Regions from separate parts of the Homo sapiens genome. Here regions 1 and 2 are each linked to region 3. A link is a contact called in ENCODE Hi-C data. All regions are on one chromosome and are shown on one strand. Each heading gives the region's core, a stretch centred on a gene start or an enhancer-like site at or near the end of the contact. The rest is flanking DNA. Distances are from core to core; before and after follow the strand shown.

Evidence for each region. A loop is a pair of places that touch in the nucleus more often than their neighbours do. Pooled maps may share reads with other maps.
Region 1: a pooled map shows a loop between it and region 3 (13-fold over the local background). The contact joins the promoter of CDX2 here to the promoter of MAB21L1 in region 3. A Hi-C loop is called at or near these places in 3 of 50 pooled maps.
Region 2: a loop to region 3 is called in a pooled map, with 21 times the contacts of the local background. The contact joins the promoter of PDX1 here to the promoter of MAB21L1 in region 3. A Hi-C loop is called at or near these places in 5 of 50 pooled maps.

What each region holds. Positions count from the first base shown.
Region 1 is chr13:27,966,721-27,970,578 of GRCh38, forward strand. CDX2 (caudal type homeobox 2) reads right to left here and starts at 2,595. Exons shown (of 3, transcript NM_001265.6): 1 at 1,746-2,595. The coding sequence starts at 2,286. RefSeq lists enhancers at 1-445, 1,830-2,521.
Region 2 is chr13:27,918,330-27,921,821 of GRCh38, forward strand. It overlaps PDX1 (pancreatic and duodenal homeobox 1), which reads left to right and starts at 1,671. Exons shown (of 2, transcript NM_000209.4): 1 at 1,671-2,215. The coding sequence starts at 1,810.
Region 3 is chr13:35,474,858-35,478,609 of GRCh38, forward strand. It overlaps MAB21L1 (mab-21 like 1), which reads right to left and starts at 1,832. Exons shown (of 1, transcript NM_005584.5): 1 at 1-1,832. The coding sequence starts at 1,281. The coding sequence ends at 202. The region is part of intron 41 of NBEA (neurobeachin); the gene reads left to right. RefSeq lists an enhancer at 408-1,404.

The DNA.
Region 1 (3,858 bases), core at 1,345-3,844, 7.5 Mb before region 3:
GCGGGGCTATGGAGGGGAGGGATGAGAGGGACTTGTCAGAATTCATTATTGACTGCGAAAGTCACCACCCTCTTTCCGGGCCCTAAAAGAGACAATGGCAGGGCTGGGAAGGTGTATATCAAAGCAAGCCAGGCCGCGTCCCCCCCTCCACCCCCACACCTTGACAGATGACGCTCCGCAGAGGAGCCCGGCTCCGGCCCGCGGGCTGCGGCCACCCCACATTAACATCACAAGGGCACCCGGCGCCGACTGCGGCCTTGCCACCTCGGCGCAGGACTTCACAGCGGCCTCTCATCTGCTGACCCCGCGGCCTGGGCTCTGGCGGCTTCCCTCCCGCCCCCTTCCCGGCCCTCACCCCGCGGCCGCTCTCCCGGGACACGCAAAGGTCTTCCTTAGGGCGTGCGCCACCCCCGCCAACCGCGCCCCAGACAGGGGCTGTAGAAAGTGGGTCTTTGGGAGCCAGGATCTGGGAGCCCCTGCTAGGAGAAAGGCGCCTCCTCTAGGAGAAGGGACCAAGCCAAAGCTCTGAGGCTCACCCGAGGCTGATCTGTGGCCTTCTCCCCGGTCGGCGGCATTCCCACCAGGACTCTCCCTAGCATGTGCACAGTGACGCAGAAACCGATGCCCAGAGACAGCCCCCAAAGGGCGCTTTGATTTATACAGTTGTAATTGGCTATAAACTTCTGCAAAGTGCCCATAACCAGCGTGCCTGCCCAATTGGGGCATCAAGGAGCGAAGCAAGAAAAGCGGAAGCGCTGAGGGCTGGGGAAAGACTTTAAAAGGGGCACTCAACTAGGACTCTCCCCACCGCACTTCCTTGCCACCTCTAGGCACACTCGAACACCAGAAGGGGCAGACCCAGAGTCAATGAGCCCCACAGTCCGGCAAACCTAGGATCTTTTTCAGTTGCACACACACACTCACAGACATCCCTGACACCCTTGAAAGGAAGCTTTGGGAGAAATGACCCCTACCTGGAGCGGCGGCTTAATTCCCACCAGGGTTTCCTCCCCGTCTCCCTGCTCTCTCCGCAGACGCCTGCCCCTAGGCTTCTTGCCCCTAGCCTTCCAGCTTTTGCTTGAAATGACCCCTTCACAGGTCAGAGGTTCAGAGACGGGGCGCGCCCCCGTCGCCTTAGCAGCTGGGGCTAGCACCTTCTTCCCAGCGACAGCAGCTCTCCCTGGTCTGCCTGCTCGCTGTACCTTGAATTGGCCCGAGTGGCCAAACCCGGTCCCACACACAGCCTAGCCATCCTCCGACCCCCCCAGGTCACTTCTCTTCTTAGATGGCTCAGATGGGGAAAGAGAGAGCGGAGATAAATGGCCTAGACCTAGCCCAAGAAGGTTCGAGCCTCCCTCTCTCCTCGGCGGCCAGGAGCCACGCAAGGAATGCATGCCGCAGCAAGTGCCGGAGGACGCGATTCTGCCGGCGTCCAGCAGTGCTCACGCCGACATTCCCCGGAGCTTCCCGAAGGTGTCCCGGGGTTGCGAATGAGGAGCTCTTGGAAAGAGGACGCCTGAACACGGTGTTGAGACTCAGAATATTCACTCCCAGGCTCAGTAGGTCAGAGAAGCCCCGACGGGCCAGAGGCCCCCGAATTTGTCTCCGGGCCGTGCCCCTCCTGGCGCCGAGCTCCCAGACAGCCCGGGACGCCCCTGTGCGCACTGGACGCGCGACGCGCAGCAGCCACTGGCTCGACCCGCGCCTTCCCAAGCACCCTCCGAAGGGGCGCAGCCTCTGCTTACCTTGGCTGCCGAGGGACTGCTGCGCCGGCTTCCGCATCCACTCGCACAGGTTCCGCCGCTGGCCGCCGGGAGACAGCTGCTCGGCGGCAGCGGTGGCGGCGGGCCCAGGAGGGCCGGGGTTGAGCGTTTGCAGCAGCCCAGAAGCGCAGGAAGGCGCGGCGGCCGGGTGGTGCGGGTGGTGATGCGGGTGGTGGTGCGGATGGTAGTCTGCGGGGCTGCTGTAGCCCATGGCTGCGGCCGGGGAGCCACCGTTGAGGCCGTGAGCCACGGCGTTGGCGGCGGCCGCGGCGCCTCCGGGCGCGTAGCCATTCCAGTCCTCCCGGAGTGGGGCGCCATACGCTGCCGGCCAGGATGGCCCCGGGGACTGCGCGCTGTCCAAGTTCGCTGCCGCTGCAGCTGCGGCCGCCACGTGGTAACCGCCGTAGTCCGGGTACTGCGGGGGGCTGACGAAGTTCTGCGGCGCCAGGTTGAGGCCGCCAGAGTGGCGCACGGAGCTAGGGTACATGCTCACGTCCTTGTCCAGGAGGTAGCTCACGTACATGGTGGCGAGGGTCCGGGAGCAGACCTCACCATGCTGCCTGGGGACCGACGCTGGAGGCTGCCGGGGGGCACGAAGGGAAAGGGGCGAGGGGACTCGAGGAGCGGCGGGTGGCTGCGCCCCAGCCCGCGGTGCTCCGCTGGCTCCTCGCGGCTCTTCTGCCTCCGAGGCGGTCCCTCCCTCTGGCCTGCCTCCTCCCTCCCTCCCTTTCTTCCTTCTTTCCTCCCACCTCCTTCCCACTAGGCTGCAGAGGCGGGGAAGACCCGCCACAGGCTGGCGTGCGGAGCCCCAGGCCGGCGGCCTTCCGTGATTAACGAGTGTTTACAAGACTCTATTAGTAATGACACAGACACCAATGGTTGGAGACGTCGAGGCGCAGCGCGCACTCTACGCACAACCCCTCGAAACATAATTTGCATTTTAAAAGATAAAGGGGAGGGAGGCTCGTGAGAGGGCAGCGACCTGACACAGCTAAATATTCAAACCTTTATTGTTAAGAGCTTCCTCCTTCCAACCTGGTGCACTTTAACCTCCAATCACAGGTTCAAAGAATGAAATCAAGAGACTTACAAAAGAGAGGGGAAGAGAAAAGGCTATCTTGGTAGGAATCTGAGCTTGGAGACAGGAGCAGTGGTTGTTTATGCATTTGCAGGGAAGAGGGCGGTCAAGAAACTCCTTCTGTCCCAAAGAGAAAAGAAAAGAGAACCATTGCTTTGATGAGAACGTTTCTGACCAACCTGGTAGGTGACAAGCAGAGAGCCCTAAGAGATGGGCCATTCCTTCCCGCCCTGTGCTCCTGGCCCGGACGACTGCAGCCCCAAACAACTGTCACCTCCAGTTATTTTCTTGCCCAAGGAAATTACTCGCCCTCCGCACAAGACAAATTATGATCCTAGATTCAGGCTGCATCTCTGACTTCATCTTACATTTGAAATTTGAGTTAAATTCAAGCGATTTATTGTTAAACGTTTACATTCAAGAATCAGAAGTTTTAAACTACAGAAGTAATGGGCATGTGGTAGAAGTTAGGCTAGTGGTTATTGGCGTGCATAACTGGAGGCGAGCTAGGGGATCGTTGGTAAAGCAGTTTCTTAGGCTGCTGGTTACACAGAATGTCAGTTTGTGAAAATTCATTGAGCTACACTTGTATGTTTATTATACTTAAATATAAGGAAAAGAGAATTTCTGCTAATGCTTACCTAGGTATTTATGTGTCTTACATCATACCTGTATCTTTAAAACTCTCTGTCCTTTACAAAGGGAAACGTTCTCCGAAGAAATTTATTTCTCATTTCCAGGAGATGATAAGGCAACTCAGGGCCATTATTAACGACTGCTAATGAAAAGCTCTGAGTTGAGAAAGGATCTCTCTTGGTTTGGGAAGCGCTGCGGCCAAGGGGCCTAGGGCTGGAAGTGGCCGTCTTGGGGACCGAAGCCGCGCAGCCCGGGATCGGGAGCTGCCCCGACAGGAGCGCGGAGGCGGCGAGATTCGGCCCCCGCGCGCGCCCAGCTCGGTTTCAGCAACCGCGTGGAGTGGGCCTGCGGCCGCCGTTCACCTCCTAATACAAGCCTTTG
Region 2 (3,492 bases), core at 421-2,920, 7.6 Mb before region 3:
AGGTGGCACTTTTCCCTGAAGAAATCACCGAAACTCTCCCCGCCCGCCGCCGTGCTTCCCTTGGCCTGTCTTCGGTGACAGCAAGGGCATCTACAAGCCAGGGAGCCACACATCAGAGCCACACACATGAGGCCACAGGCCAGGAAGCCACACACATGAGTTCTCACACATCGAAGCAAATGCTGAGACTATACCGGCCTCCCGCAAGAGAAGGAATCTGCAGAGAAGTCCACATTCCCGACTGGCTTTTTTGTCTTTTAATAAAAATAAAGAGTCCTCAGAATAGAGCACTCAATCCGCACTTAAAACACAAATATTTCCAGTAGGAAGAAAGAAATACATTAAGATTGACTCTCAAAGGTCTGGATGTTGGTGCGTTGTTTAGGAAAGGCGGAGCAGTGATTTTTCTCTGGCTTGGTTCTTTGTGGTTCAAGCTCTCTCTTGCTGAGACGTTTCTGCAAAGCTGTCTAGTTTTTCTAAAACCCACGGTGGCGTTTCGAGAAACGTCCTCATTTCGGGAGTATCCAGTCAGAGGCTGGTCAGGCCGCCAGGCCTAGCGGATCATGCCCAGGCAGGGGGTTGGACGTCACCGCCACCCGGAGGTCATCCATCCGCGTCAGTGGGTGCAGAAAAAGTGGCCCTGTTTAAGTCAGGACCCCAGAATGCCCAGAAGTTACTGAATGGTTTGAAGCCAAGCACAGATGTTATCATGGAAAATGCAGCGTTTTTATTTCTTTTTCTAAATATGTAACTCTTCCTCCACTTCCCCCTCTCCTGCTTGCCTTATTTCAATTGCAAGCAGAAGAGAGTGAGTGTTCTCTGCCGGCAAACTCCGCCAGGGTCCCGGCCCGTAGAGAGTCGTCAAGGGTCTGGAACCCCCGTGCCAACACCTGCCCCTGCTTCGCAGCCCCAAGAGGAAGGCCGCGTCTTTCCCCCTCGCTGTATTGGGAAGCTACGTTCCGGGCTGGCCAAATGGGCCCCAATTTTCCAAAACCCAAATTTGTAATACCCTTCAATTTTTTAAAAAAAAGAATTTAAAAAAGTCTCTGTGAATGCTTCAGAAGTTACCGTTTACACCCCAGAAGTACTTGCAGCACATCCACAAGTAAAAACACACAACGAATGCCAGAGTTTCGTGTGTTTTTTAACCGACATCTTTGTGGCTGTGAACAAACTTCATAAATAAAATAGAATCAAATGCTTCTGACCTAGAGAGCTGGGTCTGCAAACTTTTTTTTTATCGTATTCCGCAACAGTTAAATAAAAAATTAAAAACTCAACATGTCTCCTTGTAAACTACATCAATTAACAAACACACTATGTCCATTATCAAATATAATAGAAAAAATATAGGAAAATAGAAAATAGAAAAATATAGGAAAATAGAAACTTTTAAGCCACGGTGAAAATGTTTCTATAAATGAGTGGTTCTAATGTTTTCGTGAGCGCCCATTTTGGGGAGCACCGCCAGCTGCCCGTTCAGGAGTGTGCAGCAAACTCAGCTGAGAGAGAAAATTGGAACAAAAGCAGGTGCTCGCGGGTACCTGGGCCTAGCCTCTTAGTGCGGCCAGCCAGGCCAATCACGGCCCCCGGCTGAACCACGTGGGGCCCCGCGGAGCCTATGGTGCGGCGGCCGGCCCGCCGGTCCGCGCTGGCTGTGGGTTCCCTCTGAGATCAGTGCGGAGCTGTCAAAGCGAGCAGGGGTGGCGCCGGGAGTGGGAACGCCACACAGTGCCAAATCCCCGGCTCCAGCTCCCGACTCCCGGCTCCCGGCTCCCGGCTCCCGGTGCCCAATCCCGGGCCGCAGCCATGAACGGCGAGGAGCAGTACTACGCGGCCACGCAGCTTTACAAGGACCCATGCGCGTTCCAGCGAGGCCCGGCGCCGGAGTTCAGCGCCAGCCCCCCTGCGTGCCTGTACATGGGCCGCCAGCCCCCGCCGCCGCCGCCGCACCCGTTCCCTGGCGCCCTGGGCGCGCTGGAGCAGGGCAGCCCCCCGGACATCTCCCCGTACGAGGTGCCCCCCCTCGCCGACGACCCCGCGGTGGCGCACCTTCACCACCACCTCCCGGCTCAGCTCGCGCTCCCCCACCCGCCCGCCGGGCCCTTCCCGGAGGGAGCCGAGCCGGGCGTCCTGGAGGAGCCCAACCGCGTCCAGCTGCCTTTCCCATGGATGAAGTCTACCAAAGCTCACGCGTGGAAAGGCCAGTGGGCAGGTAAGCCTGGCTCCCCACCCCTTTCTCCTTTCCGGTTCTCACCCGGCCGCCTTACCTCCAAGCGCTCCCAGGAGCCTTCTCTCTGTTCCCGGCGCCTTGGATTATCCCGGGTCGGACTAAACTACATCAGGGAGCTACCGAGCCCATCCCTCACAGCAGTGCTTCTCTAGTCCAGTTTGAAGCATCTTTCCCACCCAGCTCTCCTGGGAGTGTACACTCCTTCCTTCCCTGTTCGCTGAGCCCATCTTCGCCCCAGGAGCCCGCGCTCCCAGCGCCATCCTTAGAGAGCCGAGGCTGAGTCCTGCTCAGGGCTTCGGACACTACAGATCCTCCTCCAGCAGGGGATCCGGGAACCCAGGACTCCTTGGTAGTGCACATCGAGGAAGCCGAGTAGGGACATGGGTGCCTCGGACCCAGGCCCCAGATCGCCTTCGGAGCCCCGGAGCCCCTCACTTCCCGCGCTTCGTTAAGGAAGGGCAGGCATCTAGGGGCGCCAGGTAGGTGCAGAAAGGCAGGGAGGGAAAGGAAACTGCACCCAACCCAGCAGTGTCCGGCTGCCCTGGTTGTGGAAACAGGATAGGAGTAAAGAGGAAGGGGCTGGGGCAAGGCGGGGGCTCACCGCGAGGCTGAAAGCCGGCCTCTCAACGTCAGAGCCTGGCAGCTAGGAGAGCAATCTGAGAAGCGAATTCGTTTTTCACCAACCGAAAGCAATTGAAGCTGTCTCCCCGCACCGCTTCCCAGGAAGTAATTTTTCAGGAGATGGGCGCTCCCTGCCTAGCTGGTGGGGAGGCGAGAGGCCTGGTTCCTGCGGCCCTCCGCGCCGGCAGAGAACAGAAGGTCTTTCCCGGAGCCGGGAGCCGGAGGCACGGGGTAGCCCCCGGGTCCTTTGCGGCCCCGCGCGAGCGGCAAGTTCCGGCGCGGCCTGTGTCGTCGCCGCTACTCACTGTCATCGCTGCCGTGCCTCAGCCACTTCTGGTCACACCTGCACCGCAAATAGTTGCCTTTTCCTTTCAACTGGCAGCCGGGAGTAGGGGGAAGCAGCTCGAGCCGGCGTCCCCCGGCCCACCCCGAAAATCCTCAGCGCCCATCTGCGGGGTCTGGCCAGCCCTGCCTGACACTGACCCCAGGCGCAGCCAGGAGGGGCTTTGTGCGGGAGAGGGAGGGGGACCCCAGCTTGCCTGGGGTCCACGGGACTCTCTTCTTCCTAGTTCACTTTCTTGCTAAGGCGAAGGTCCTGAGGCAGGACGAGGGCTGAACTGCGCTGCAATCGTCCCCAC
Region 3 (3,752 bases), core at 582-3,081:
GGTTTTTCTCCATCCGCTTCCCCTACTTTTTCTCCCCTTGTGGGGGTGGGTGAGATGATGTTTAAATATTGTATTATTATTCCTTTTTAAAGGAAGAGATTGTTTGCACTGCGGAGTGGAATATTAGGAATTGAACAGAAGTTTACACTTAATAAGGACTTTGAGAAGGGTAATAATTTCGGCTCTTGATTAAATCATCCTCTAAAGTTTTTCCAAACTTTTCGGGTTGGTCAGGATCTCTCTTGCCAGTCGCCACGTTTGTTTGGCAGCGTTTTCCAGAGCTGAGTGAGGTTTGCCTTGAAACAGATCTAAGTTCGGTAGAAAGTAGTGGGGACACCGCCGGCACTGCAGGCAGGAGATAAGTTGCAGCAAAATCCCGTTCAGCCGATCACCCAGGCAAGACTCGTCCCAGTCCGACTCTCGGGGATGCTTTTCACACTCGTAGGAAACCAGAGTCTTCATATGGTAATTGTTCAAGGGCTGGCCCGGCAGTTCAAGGTGACGATCCCTTAAGGTTTTGAGGATGGAGAGGCACTTCTTTCTGCAGCCCCCCATCTGCAGTCTGTTCTCTGCCTCCGCGAACTGCAGCACCCAGGCGTCGCTCTCCGCCGAGCTCTGCTTGCCGGCCAAGGAGTGGCACTCCTTGGACAAGAGATTGAAACCTTCCGCCTTGACCTCCGCCACCCGGTTGGGTCCCGGCCAGGGGATGTGGGGAAGTGGCCAGTGGGCAGCACTCCTCGGCCAGATCCCGGTGCATTTAAAGGCCGGCGTGATCTGCACCACGTACCTATCTCGGATTCTCAGTTTCACTTCGCTGGTGTCTGCCACCATCTTTACCACATCCCGGTAGCTACATTTGTCTACCGCTTGAGCCACCAGCGTCTGAAACCTGGACCGGATTTTGCGCGCCGAGAGGTAGCCGGAGGCGGTAATGAATTCCACCCAGAGGGACATGCTCCTCTTGCGCCCGTCGCTCAACTTCAGCACCGCGCAGCCGGGCAGTGAGCCATCGTCCACGAAGTTGAACACCCCCATTTGGTTGAGATAAAGCACCACTTCAAATTCGGTGGGGGAGATGACCTCGAGGCCCTCGTAGCGATTGTCCATCTCGTTGAGAGAGCTGATGAACCGCGGCTCCTGCACTTCCACTTCCTTCAGTACGTCGGAAACTACTTTGCAGACTTCCCGGATAGTTTTGGCAATGGCAGCTTTCCTGGCTTGGCATTTTTCGTTGTAGTATTTATTCAGATGGTAGACCAGCTTGGCCTGGGCCGCAATCATGTTGGGGCAGAGATCCGGATTGTACACCGGAGTCTCGCAGTAAGCTGTGGGATCCAATGCGGCTGCTAGAGCTGGAGCCAACTTCGGTGGAGAAACGGGCCGCAACACTCAGAAATGGATCAAAAATGCCTTTCGGAAGTGCTGCAGCGTTGGTTTCCCTGCTGCTGCTGCTGCTGCTGCTGCTGCTGCTGCTGCTGCTGCTGCTGCTGCTGCTGCTTTTCCCTTCCTTTTATCTTTGAGCCCAGCCGTTCTTAAAGTGAAAGACTGTCCTCCCCCCTCTGCTTGTCTCTCTTCCTCTTTTAAAGAATCCTTGTGTGAGAGAACCGCATGGAGAGATCACCTTCTCAGGAATAAAAAACAAAAGTTGCGCTGAGACCCAGCAAAGCTCTTCCAGTAGTCAAAATAAGCACCCCTTTCCGTATTTATTTGCGCTTTCCCGTAATCATTGTGTGTGCAGCACTGTTAATCAAATGGAGGAAAAGTGTGCTGAGTGTGTGTCCGGGGTGAGTGTGCGTGTGTATATGTCAGAAGAAGCTGCTGTTGGTTTGTCTAAGAGCCCAGATGCACTCGTGTGGAAATTATAAAGGCAGGGCCAGGCAGGCGGGCGGCCAATCGCCACTGGGCTCGTCACGACAGCCTCCTTCAGCTCCAACCCGGCTAATTAATCCCCACTCATGGATATAGGCACACAAACTAAAGGTAGGAGGCTGCTGCCGGCGGAAAACCACTCAGGCCACCTAGACAGTTTGGAAATCAAGAGGAATCTCTCAGCTTTGGTATTACTTGAAGCATATTGACGTTTTGAAAAGACTTGGCAAAGCGGCTCTCTTCTGTGCCGAAAACCTGCTTGTCTTTTACCGCTGAAATGCAAATACAGGTGTATTAATGGGCATCCATCAATTAGTGATCTTGACGGGGTTTTCTAAAACAAAATCACTAACTTGCATTTAGAGTAAGATAATTAACGTCTGTTAATCCTTGGGGTCTTCTTAAATGCAGGTTGAAAGTTTGTTCTTTCATGCAGACTACTGGCATATGGAAGTTGGCTTTAGATGGAGGAGTACCTGTGTAATTTTCTCATTCTGGATGTTCCTATATGTTAAAATGATTTTTTGAAACGTTATGGAGGTAGTATGCTCTTTTTTTACTTATGTTTTTTTCTTTTCTCCATTTGTTGAATCTGAAAATTATTGCTGAGTGTGTGAGATGTTCTACCCCTGTTTAAGTTAGGATATTTAAAAAATATTTCGTACATCCCTCTGCCCCAGCAGATGCAGTCTTTGCACTTTGGTGGACTTGCCCAGCATTACAAGCAGGACACAACGCTATATATGCACTTATAGAAACATTTGAAAAATAAATTGTCTGTGGGATGGACAGAGTACTTTAGCGTTATTTCATAGTGACCTGTATTTTAGTACATAAAATTCAGGTGAGATCATAGAGATCAAGCTTCCTCACAGATAACTATCCCGAAAAATTGAAGGTTTGGGGTATCTGGCTTGTTTACAGATGTATAATTAAGGATATATCTCCTGTCTTAAGTGTCCTTAAGTGGTGACCTGGCAGTAGACTTCTAATTTTATACTATTTCGTGTGATTTAATTAAGGGAAAATGGTTAACATTTGCAAAGAAAATTAACTTGCAGTTATCTGGGGGGTTTTTTGGATTTAAACATCATTTTGAAAACAAAAATGAAATAAATCATTTCATTTCTGAATTTTGGAACCTGGAAACAGGAGGAGGAATTTTTTTTTCTAGTTGGTGGTCCAGTTGTGTCCTCAAAGTACAGGAAACTAAAGAAATACTACTTAGTGGTTACGTTGTGGTTTTTAAAACTAGGTGGATTTTTTTAATTGTCTACCTTTAATTTAGATGCCACGTCTTTCCAATTAAGAATATTTCCCGTCAAATCCTATAACTCCCGGTAACATGTTTGTAGACACTTTCAGAGTCACTTTTAACAAGATATTCTTCAGGGCTCCCACTTGCTACTTAAGCTTTTGATTTTTGTTTGTGTGTTTTGTTTTGCACAGGCACAGCATCACAAAACCACCTATTATTTAATTTCTCCTTATCCAACAGTGATAGATTCCAATTTAGCTGAAAATAGTATACATTGGGGTGCGTGGCACCCAGCTACTCTATTTCCCAAGAACCTTCCATCCCCTTAAGAGCAGGGTCTGGGAACACCCAAAAAACCCCTCCCCACTTTGCCGTCATCGCGGGTGAATGCACCACTACCTTTTGGCAGTTGGAGGGGAGACCCATCAGAGCCGGAGAACCTGCAGCCACGACGGCGAGGATGTGCAGTGGTCTCTGGGGAAACGCCGCCTTCTGCCCTCACCCGGCGCGTGTGGCCCTGTGCCGTCCGCTCGCCGCCTCTCTCTCGCTGCTCCGCATTCCCGTGCCCTCTTACTTTCCTCTCTGGGCTCAAGATCGCTACGCTTTATTTCTGCGTGAGCTTATT